Linked DNA regions of Homo sapiens: region 1 is linked to region 2. A link is a loop called in an ENCODE intact Hi-C map of the cell type or tissue named here. Cell type or tissue: pancreas. All regions are shown on one strand. Each heading gives the region's core, and the rest is flanking DNA. Links, peaks and the distances in the headings are about the cores only.

Evidence for each region. A loop is a pair of places that touch in the nucleus more often than their neighbours do. Peaks named below come from ENCODE experiments on the same cell type or tissue, not always from the same donor. Only the 100,000 strongest peaks of a DNase experiment are listed, where the experiment ranks them.
Region 1: it touches region 2 in a loop (4-fold over the local background); 18 of 110 quality-filtered maps call a loop at or near these places.

What each region holds. Positions count from the first base shown.
Region 1 is chr3:113,214,662-113,220,038 of GRCh38, forward strand. BOC (BOC cell adhesion associated, oncogene regulated) reads left to right here. Exons shown (of 20, transcript NM_001378074.1): 2 at 1,526-1,613. LOC124909486 reads right to left here and starts at 969. Exons shown (of 2, transcript XM_047449436.1): 1 at 871-969. The coding sequence starts at 969. In pancreas, for the core only: no CTCF peak of the experiment used is centred there; no DNase peak of the experiment used is centred there.
Region 2 is chr3:113,265,157-113,270,533 of GRCh38, forward strand. BOC (BOC cell adhesion associated, oncogene regulated) reads left to right here. Exons shown (of 20, transcript NM_001378074.1): 5 at 3,143-3,289. LOC124909409 (a long non-coding RNA gene) reads right to left here and starts at 3,143. Exons shown (of 2, transcript XR_007096006.1): 1 at 936-3,143. RefSeq lists an enhancer at 1-512. In pancreas, for the core only: no CTCF peak of the experiment used is centred there; no DNase peak of the experiment used is centred there.

The DNA.
Region 1 (5,377 bases), core at 247-5,246, 50 kb before region 2:
CTGTCTGGGAAAATATGGGACAGGAGAAAAGAATCGAAATTTGAGAGGGAGAGGAAAGAAAATAATATGTTCCATTTAGAAAAATCTATTTACTCTAACATATGTAACTTCTTGTCATCTCCATACTTCAATTCAGCAAACATTTTTAGTGCATCAGGCACCAGGCTGAAAGCTTCCTTGTCCCAGGAAAGTAAGCTTTATTAGTCAAATGATGGTTCCTCCTCAGTTTTTATTTATTGTACAAGCATCTACTTGTAATTAAGAAAATGTTTTTTAAATTATCCACAATCCTATGGACTTGTGTTGCTCATCATGTGCATGCATACTTTTGACATAGTTGTGATAAGAGTATGAACTTTTGTCATCAGACAGCCCTGAAGTGTCTCTACATTTTTGACTAAAGACTCAGAGAACAGATGTAGCCAACTACTTTGCTGTTGGTTGGAAAGACCCAAATCCTAAGTGTGCTCCCACATGGAGCCTTAACATGTAACATTTTCATAATTTATGAGGTTGACTCAAATATTTGGGGTTAGGGGGTGGGATGGGAGAGGGTGTTTGTTTTTAATCTATAAACCCGTGTTTATGAAAAGCTTGCCTAAAGAAGGTTTTGCTTCTTTGGAGCCCTCAGGGTTGGTAACGGATAGAGAAGAGGAGGTGGAATGCAGGAAGGAAGGTTTAGAGGATCCATCTCAAATGGCACTGCCTTTAGGAGGGTTAGGAAACTGGGGTTGGAATCTAAGCTCTGCCTGTGAACTCCATTCACACTGACTCAAACCACTGAACTAATCTATTCCTACATCTCTACTGCCACCCAGTTAGACACCTTCCCCAAGTTTGCCTGCTCTTTCCTGCCCTTCCTTTTATTACTCCACCATCTTTTTCATTCCTGCCACCACCAGACTTGTTGATGCCCTTGACAATTGTTGCTGGCACGTGGCTGGGCCCCCAGTGCCAACCTGTGACCATCCCACCCATTCTCCATGAGTCCTATAATCAAGTCACCACCCAGCTTTAAAACAACCTAGGTTTAAAACCCTAATTTCTTAAAGCTCTGCTGTGTAGCTCTGTCCTACCTCATGATAGTATTACTTCAGTAGGAGCCACCTTCTCCAATCTAGCAGCTGACCCTTGGTTTTTGCTGAGTTCATTCCTTGCCCTCTGTATTATCACCCCAAATCCCTTCCATGTAAGCCTGACTGATTTTATATGAGGCCTGTTTATAATGTGTTCTTAAGAAATAGTTGATGACTATTGATGAAAATGGACTGCTGAACATAAAGGTAATGGTTTTGTAAAGTACAATCATTGTTCTTAATCCGTTGTTCATTTCAGCAGGGAGCCAGGAAACTGGACATTTCGGGAGGCCTATGGTCTTAGAAAAATCGCTTTTCTACTGTTTTCTTATTTATAAAATGTATTGATAAGGACTTACTATGGTTTATATCAATGCACCTTGTAAAAAGCAAATACTTCAGAACTGTTTATTTTGTTCAAAAGATGAGATAATTCTCTTTTTCCTCAGTTTCAGAACAAGCTTCCTGGAACCCATGACCCATGAAGTCTTGTCGACATTTATACCGTCTGAGGGTAGCAGCTCGAAAGTAGAAGAAGTGGGTGAGGTTTTCTCTTCAGTCTGATAGCTCTGGCCTATTAGGTCAGCCATTTGTTCATGTTTTGTGTTACCACTTAGAGATAGTTTTTCTCATCCTCAAGTATTGGGAGTCCAACTTTGAGTGGAATCTGGACTAAACTTCAGGTTAGTTCTAGCTCGGTTCATATGCTCTTTTAGTCAAAGCCTGTGATGGCTATGTGAACCCCCTTGCTCTGTGGCAAGCTCTGTCAGACATGTTAGATACAAACCGTTTACTATGGGATTTGGAGTCCAAGCTTGCTGTGAAAAAGTCCCGCGTAGGTTTGGGTGAGGAAAGCCATGTGTTTATGTCTCTGTCAGTGGTATCACAGCAAATGCCTTGTGGTCTGATGTACTGGGCAATGTTTATCTCACAAAAATCAGCGGGATTGTGATTCTTCCCATCTTCTGAAATAAAGTTAGGAAATAATTTCTCTTTTCCTAATAGTGAATTTGGCCTTCTCTTCAAAGAAGGCCTTTGATGTTTGGGACAGGATTATTGGGCAGTAAGAGGAAATCAGAGCAGAAAGACACAGTTAACCTAATTCAGTTGCCAGAGAAAATGTTGAGGAAAGTCTCAACCCGTTCTGCTGGTTAGCAAAAGGAAAGTGCATAATATGGGTAGGGTGGGTAGGGTTGAAGAAAAATTACCCGAAGCTGAGCAGTGGAAAGTAGAGCAAAGAATGTTTATTCTTCTCCAAAGTGAGTTTGGACAGTATTGGACAAGATGAAGGTGGTGAAGTAGGTGGAGGTTGGCGCCTTCATCCTTTCAACAATGCTTGCTGTGTGCCTGGCATCAGGTGTGGGCTGGCAGGAATTAATACCAGAGCCCATGCGCCATCCAGAATCCTATTACTGGCCTGAAGGGAAACGCAGAGCACTGCCATGCAAACTCTAGGGTTGAAGTGCTTGGAATGGGTCCGTTAAGAAAGACTTCTTGGCCTGGCAGAGTGGCTCATGCCTGTAATCGCAACACTTTGGGAGGCCAAGGTGGGAAGACTGCTTGAACCCAGGAGTTCCAGGCCAGCCTGGGCAACATGGCAAAACTCTGTCTCTACAAACAAACAAACAAACAAACAAAAATTAGCCAGGCGTGGTGGCATGCGCCTGTAATCCCAGCTCCCTGGGAGGCTGAGGCAGGAGGATCCCTTGAGCCCAGGAGGTTGAAGTTGCAGTGAGCTGAGATGGTGCCACTGCACTCCAGCCTGGGTGACAGAGTGAGACCCTATCTCAAAAAAAAAAAAGAAAGAGAGATGGGAGATGGGAGAGGGAGAGGACTTCTTGAGAGAGAGAGGAGTTGCAATCTCAGGCAAAGTCTTAAAAGCAGAGATGGGACCAATAGTACCAAAGTGTTCTTTTATCTCTCCTTGTATGTGTTGTTCATTATTTTCTTCCCTAAAACTCATTTTCCTCAGTGAATGGTAGGCCTAAGTATGCTTGAGACACAACATTTCATGTTCAGCATAGTTTTTTTTTAAAATACTTTTTGGAAAGTTAAAACCTGGTATCAGCATTAACTGTGCAAAAACGCAGAAATCTGGGTCTTAAGTTCCTAAAACCAATTATTGAGTGGCTTTCGGGGAGAAAAGGAGAAGTGTGTGTTTTTGTAAAAATTTTCATCTACATGAGATTTTAGCTGAGAATCCTAGAAATACATGCCTGAATTCAGCTTTTTACCTTTCAATTCCATTTGCCATTTGTTTTACCGTCTGTGGCTCTGAAATCATTCCCACAGTACCAAGTGAGGAGACATTTATTTTAAGGACGTGAAAGTTGCCGGGCTCTCAAGTTGCCCAGAAACTTCCTTGACTGCTAAGAGGAAGATAGCACACAGGATGGGAGCTACAGGTGAGGAAAGCGGAGCCTGTGGAACCGGCTGGCCGTGGAGGCCTTGGAGCCCCCGCCACCAAGTCTACGTTGGAACTGGACTTCGGAAGAGAGCCCTCCCCCACCTTCCCTGGCTCTGCCAGTATTTTTCCAGATTACTCCCAGCCAAGTGCCTTTACTAGTCTGAGCTCACCTAATATTACAATCCTAGCAGGTTTATTAGGTGTGGGTCACAGTTAATTGGAGAGGAAAATTGGGGAGTTCTGGGTTTATTCGTTTTTCTGTGAAAGCAGAGGCTGCTCTGTCTTTCTGTTTTCGGTCTTGTGACTATCATTTCATAGTGGTGTGAGGGGAGCTCTTCCCTCTTACATAGCTGTGCCCAAGTGAGAGAGACTTAAAAATGCAGTCAGTCAACACAGTGCCCTCTTTTGCAAGTGAGACCACATCAAGTCATGGAAATTCACAGCTGTTTACCTCTGTCATTATGAATGGATGTTTTGTAGTGAACAAGTTATATATGAATCTGCTGTATTATAGCCAAGAGTCTAATGGATCATCCAATGTACAGACTTCTGAAATAATCACCTGCAACCCTGCCTTCAGAGTTTTTGTGGTCTGCCATCTGCGAAGGCCCCACAGTCAGGTGCTTTTCATTCTATAGGCTTCTGTTGCAGAGCTGGAGGCTGGGAAGTTAGGCCTGGCTTTGCCTGTCTGGACTGTGGCAGCTTGCCAGCAAGTGTCACTGGGTGGTCTTCAACAATGGGAGAAGGGGGGTGGGGGAGCTCAGCTCTCCTCCCCAAAGAGGAACAACAAGGTGGCTTTCTATAGGTGGGTTTTGCATTGGCAACCAGTCCCTTTGTCACTGACACACCATATAGGTCTTGAGTGTGGGTGAAAAGAATTGAACAGGTTGTCCAAAGGTGGTATTGTGATGGGGTTAATGTGTGTTCCAGATTTTACAAATGAAGCCTTGTGTTTATGTGGCAAGCCTCCCTCCCAAGAGAAGGAGCACACACAAGCAGCAGGTACCCTTCATCGTGTGAGGGAAGAATTATTATTCTCACTTGGCATGGGAGACGCAAACCTCCCGGTGCAGGCTTTCACCCCATCGCTTAGGGAATTAACGGTGGACCTGGAGGGCAAACTGAGGTTGGTTTGTCAGTGCCAAAGAGGCAGAGCTACCTGCCTCCACTGCCCTTCCAGCGATGGAGAGAATGTAACTGCCATTTAATGAGCACCTACTGTGTGCCAGGCCTTGTGTTAAAGCACTCCAAGCATTATCCCTGCAATCCCCCAGCAGTCCTGGGAAAATGGGCATTATTATCCTATTCCACAGATAAGGAAGCTGAAGCTTAAATAATTGTAGGGACTTGTTCTAGTCTCACAGCTGGTAAATGGCAGAGCCAAGATGTCATTGCAGGTCTGCCGAGTCCAAAACTCAAGTTTTTCATGAAAAAGAAACGAAGCAAGCTTTCCCGCAAAGCAGAGCTCTTCTAGCTTCGGGAAAACTGTCTTTTACAGCTAACAAAGTGTAAGGGGTAGGTGAGGGTCTTTATAAGACTTGCTGTTAAGAGACTCAAATTTAAAACTGGGACTACAGCTAGGAGATTCTGAATGGCTCAGCAGCAGCCCCACAAGAGAAGCCAGGCTTTGTGGCTTGGCTGGTGTCAGACTTTGCGGCCAATGGCTTTGTGGCATAGCTGGTGTCAGACTTCGCAGCTAGTGGTGAAAGCGACCTCCAACTTAGGTTTCATCTCAGAATATGTCTCTTATTTCTTCCCCCCTCCCCTGGGATGTTGTCTGAATTGGCTGTCCTGAGTCTGCTGCTTCTTAATCTGCCAGATGAATCCTTTTGCTCCTAGGATCTCTGCAAGTCTGATCAAGCAGGTCCTCCATGCTCTTGGTGGGGTGAGGGGG
Region 2 (5,377 bases), core at 185-5,184:
GCAGAGTGCATGCTCCCTCCGTGCCTGGATAAGCCCTCAATTACAATGGGCAGGAGCCTGGGGCCATGAAGATGGAGATGGCATCCTGGTGCCAAACTCCTTTCAGTTCCTTACATCTTTCTTGCAAAATGATCTGCTAGCTTTAAGTATATTCTTTGCTTAAGGCAAATTTCCTTGGAATGAGGTGAAGAAAAGGAGGAGGAAAAAAAAAAAAGAAACCTCTTGGTGGAGTAGTTTGGGACTTATTCGACCATGGAGGAGAGTGCTTCACAGCGCCTGAGGAATTTTCCAGATGCCCCTGAGCTCACAATCACTCACAGCTCACAATCATTCACAGCTCGCTTTGTGGGGAGCCTCCTGACTTGGCAGGTACAGGGCGCACTGGCCTGAAGGAGGATTAAGGCCTTTGCATTTTTTAAGTGAATTGCTTTCAGAAAACAAAGTTACCGATGTTTAGCTAGAACATGTTGAGCTCAAGCAATTCCTTTCCCATAGTCCAAACCTTCCTCTTCTCTGAGAGAAAACTCATTAGCTATCTTGGCTGAGAGGCTCAGCCAGGACTGGGCTAAATAATTTGTGGGACCAAATGCAAAATGAAAATGTAGGGTCCCTTGTTGAAGCATTATTAAGAATTTTCAGATGATGAAAGCAGAGCATTAAACTGGGTGTTACCCCATCAAGTGCAGAGGCAGGTTGCACACCCATCAAGCTGGCCTTGGGCTCAGCCTTCCAAACTGTATTTATTTAGCAAGGATTTAGAAAGCATTTGCTGTATCCTCAGTACTATGCAATAGAACTTGGGGTTGGGGTGAAGAGTGAAAAATTAATAGGCTTCTCACCAGGAATTTATCGTTTAGTTAGGCTCAGATATCACACACAAAACATTAAATAATTTTGAAATCATTATTTAAAAGCCCAGGAGGCCCTACACTTACCCACAGGAAGGAATCTATGAGAGATCTCGCCTTGACCCGCAGGCATCATGCTTGTTCAGCCTGGAAAGTGAAATGGGGCAATAGAAAGGAATCAGACAGCCAATCTCTGTTTTTTGTTAAGTTTTGTGTGTGTGTGTGGGTACATAGTATGTGTGTATATTTATCAGGTACATGAGATGTTTTGATACAGGCATGCAGTGTGAAATAAGCACATCATGGAGAATGGAATATCCATCCTGTCACTGTTTTTAACACATCACTCCTTGAATAGCATGTATTTCTTACAGCACATTTATTAGACCCATTTCACTTCTTTCTTCAGATCCCACATAACGTCTCAAGAAACATTGTATTTGCAAAATAGCTTCCATTGGCCACACTTAGATATAATGTTCACAGAACATTTGTTATGCTAGGCTCTTGTCTGTTTGTTCAAAATGTAGACCAACTTCAACTATGAATTTATGAGTTCAACTATGAGTTTCTAGGCAGCATAATGGGCATCTTGTACCTAACTCGTGGGGCTCAGCTTCCAAGATATTCATTCGTTCATTCATTAACATTCATTCATTTATTCATTCAACACTTGCCAAGTGTGTACTTGGGCCAGGACCTGGGTTAGGTTCAGGGGACACAGACAGGAACAAAACTCGGTCCACGCCCCTAAAGAGTTCATAGTCTAATATTGTAATCAAAGGGACATCAATCCTTTCACAGAAACAACAGGGCTTCCTCCCCTGTGTTGGCTTGAATTGACTAAGAGTTGCTGGGAAGTTCCATTACGTGGGAAGCCTCCTGACCTCACTGAGTACCTTAATCACCAGGCACTCCTAGGGTGACACCAGTTTGTTTTTGGTCATTATCTCTTGTCTTCTGTGAGAAACCTGATTCCAGCCCTCTCTGGGTCTCCACTGGAAACAACAGCAGAGGCAGGTGCAGTCTTGCAGTGAAATTGCAGTCAGTCCCAATGCTGTCAGTCCCGGGAGCTGAGCAGAATTTGGTGTGGCCAGTATTCGGAGAAGGTGCCTTCAGGGCTTTCTGAGTACCTTTAAGAAGAGAGTGTCTGGGTAAAATATTTCCATCTGTCTTATACTCCATTAGTTTTATTTCTCCTCTTAAATTCAGCTATAATCCTGAAAACCAGATTTCCAGCTTGGAATGCATGCAGTTTTGTTGTGCAAGTGGTCCCTGTTTTACTCAGCAACATGAGTGATTTGTCTCATACAAAGAGAGATTTGTTGTTTGGACTCTTGCATTGTTTGGGAAACATTCTGCTTTTATTCTAGATGAATCTCCATGCTCTCCCAGTTTAGATCCCATGGTGCCAAGCCAGGAGAGATGGCTATGGGGCTGCCAGAGACCACAGTCTCATGTTAGGACCCTGGCTCCTCCATAGTCCACTGCCATTAAGCCACCCTAGGGTGCTGCCTGTTGTCCTGGCAGATTCCTCTTTGTCTTAGAAAACCCTTAGGGTATCCAGAGTCCTGCCCCCAGCCCCAAGGAAGGATCCTCCGTGAAGTGGGGTGTGGCTCCTGAGCAGCAAGAATCAGCCTTCTGGTTATAACCATGGCCGGCAACCAAGTGGAATCTCAGGCCTGTTACTTGTCATCGTGGATGCCTAAGGAGAACCTGGGAAGGCTGTTCTTTTTTTTTGAGACATAGTCTCGCTCTTTTCGCCCAGGCCAGCGTGCAGTGGCGCGATCTCGGCTCACTGCAAGCTCTGCCTCCTGGGTTCATGCCATTCTCCTGCCTCAGCCTCCGAAGGCTGTTCTCAATCAACTTGGAGAAAAGACATGAGCATTCTCTTGTATCGTTCCCTTCCATCTCCATTAGTTGAGCCTGCTGACAGCTCTGCTAGGACATTTGTACTTTGACCCCCCCCCATTTCTGGGGTGTAAGCAGAGCCAACTTGCCCCCACATCTCAGTGTAACAGATGGTCTGAGCCAGAGGCACCCCTTGATGGGATTCTCTCTGCACCTTTCCCCAGCTTGTATATACAAAGTGAACCCCATCAGTGATGAGGGCCCCACATTCTTACAAACTCCTGTAGACAACAAGGGGCTGGAGGAAGAACTCGGAGGATCCCCTGATATCCCCCTAGGTGTGAGCTTTGTCATGACTGACAACACCAAGGCACAAGCCCACCCTGAAATGTCACACTTTTGCTCTGCTGTCCTCCAACCAGCACCTTCCCTTCTCTTCACAGATCTCCAGGACTTCAAGTTAGATGTGCAGCACGTGATTGAAGTGGATGAGGGAAACACAGCAGTCATTGCCTGCCACCTGCCTGAGAGCCACCCCAAAGCCCAGGTCCGGTACAGCGTCAAACAAGAGTGGCTGGAGGCCTCCAGAGGTGAGTGGGCAGGAGCCCAGAGGCCAAGGCTGAGGCCAGAAGGGAAGCTGGCCTCCTCCAACCGCTCGCTGCTCAACAAAGCTAGGGCAGCTGCTGCTGTCTCCCAAACCCCCCTCAACATGCCAGCAGCCCTGTCCTCATGCTAGCCAGCTGTCCTCCTCCCCTTTTTTTCCTTTTAAGAGACAGGATCTTGTTCTGTCACCCAAGCTGGAGTGCAGTGGCACAATCAGAGCTCACTGCAGCCTCCATCACCAAGGCTCAAGAGATCCTCCTTCCTCAACCATCTGAGTAGCTAGGACTACAGGCACACGCCACCATGCTTGGCTAACTTTAATTTTATTTGTTACAGAGACAGTCTTGCTATGTTGCCCAGGCTGGTCTAGAACTCCTGAGCTCAAGCAATCTTCCCGCTTTGGCTGAAATTACAGGCTTGAGCCACCATGCTTGGTCATGTGTTCTTTCTTGATATTTGGTCCTGTAGGGTCCCAAAGCAGGTGGCTTCCATTATGGAAGTCCTCTGTCTTAGCATGAGGAATTTCTTTATCCTTTCAGGCTCCAGAAGATATTACTGAGATGCTGCTGTTCCATCCAGGCTCTCAGCACATGGTTCTGCATGCTGCCTGGGGAAGCTCTGTGCCTCCAGGCACACACAGGAAGGCTGCCTAATAAGCCCATTCATGGAGCCCCAGGGTTCCTTGGCAGGAGGTGGAGCTCTTCCCCATGCAGCAGAGCAATCTTTATAGTGGACTTCATTTTTCCCTCTCCCCGTTTGCATAGTAAATGCAGTTATCTCAGCTGTCACAGCTCCATGCTCAAGCCACAGTGGACAGACACGGCAGCAGGTCTAGGGAAGCCAAGACTTGGTCCACAGAATGCCAGAGGGGAAGGGGTTGTCCCCGAAGTCAAAGACAGCTTCTTTTCACAACTGACCCCATACTCAAGGCCAAGTAGACCTTACTTGACCTGACTCCACAGCTCAAAATGTACACCTTTTAACTGCTTGAGTCCAGGAGGCTAAGGTTGTAGTGAGCCAAGATCATGCCACTGCACTCTAGCCTGAGTGACAGAGTGAGACTCTGTCTCAAGAAAAAAAATATATATATATACCTTTAAAAATATTCTATAGATTTTAAGAGTTTTTATCAACTCTTTCTGGTTATGAAAGGAACATATGTTCATTATAGAAAACTTAGAGAATACAGAAAACTGTTTTCAAAAAGGTAAAACACCTAATCCAACCACTCAGAACTAACTGGAGACTAGGGGAAGAAGAGCATTAATCCCTGCTGTCCCCAGCAGAAGGTTGGCAGCAGCCTCTGGGAGAGGCCTGCCTGTCCCACCAGGGCCAAGGGTTTCTCCCACTCCATCTGGCACTTGCTAATAAGCAGCTCATACCTGGGTGGCCCAGCAGCAGGCAGGCACCAGGCTTGGCAACAGCACGGCTCTCAGGAGGGGCCACCAGGGCAAAGCTCAGCACTGATGGCCATAGCTTTACCTGCCAGGAAGCCAAATGCCACCCGAGTTGCTGGGGTGTCCAGGAGCTGTGACTCTGCCTCCTAGCTACAGAATCTGAACACCCGTGAGGCACCATCCCAGGGCACCTGTGGACCAGGAGCAGACAGAGCCTAACAGGCCCCTGATGTGGAAGAAAGGATTTCAGTGGCATTCATGGGGAGGACAGTGGTTGAAAGTCAGAATATTCCTCTCCAAGTAGCAGAAATGCAATAATGAGGCGATTCCGAGTGATGGCTATGACTGGTGGGAAGATTTGCTCATCATTTGGGAAGGGAGAATGATGGGAAGCTCCAAAATCAATTTCCTCCTTCCTGGAGGCTTGCAGGAATGATCTCATCTCTCATGTGTGCAGCCTGGGCCTCTCAATCCTTACAATAGCCCTGAGGCAGCATACATTAAGCCTTTTTACAAATGAGGAAACTGTATCAGAGAGATTAATTAACTTGCCCAAGATCACACAGCTAATACCCAGCAGACCCAGAGTGTGAGACCATGGCTGATTCCAAATCCTGCTTCCTTTCTAGCCTCCCTTAGCTCCCTTTAAAGTATAAAATGCTCTTCTATTGACCTATG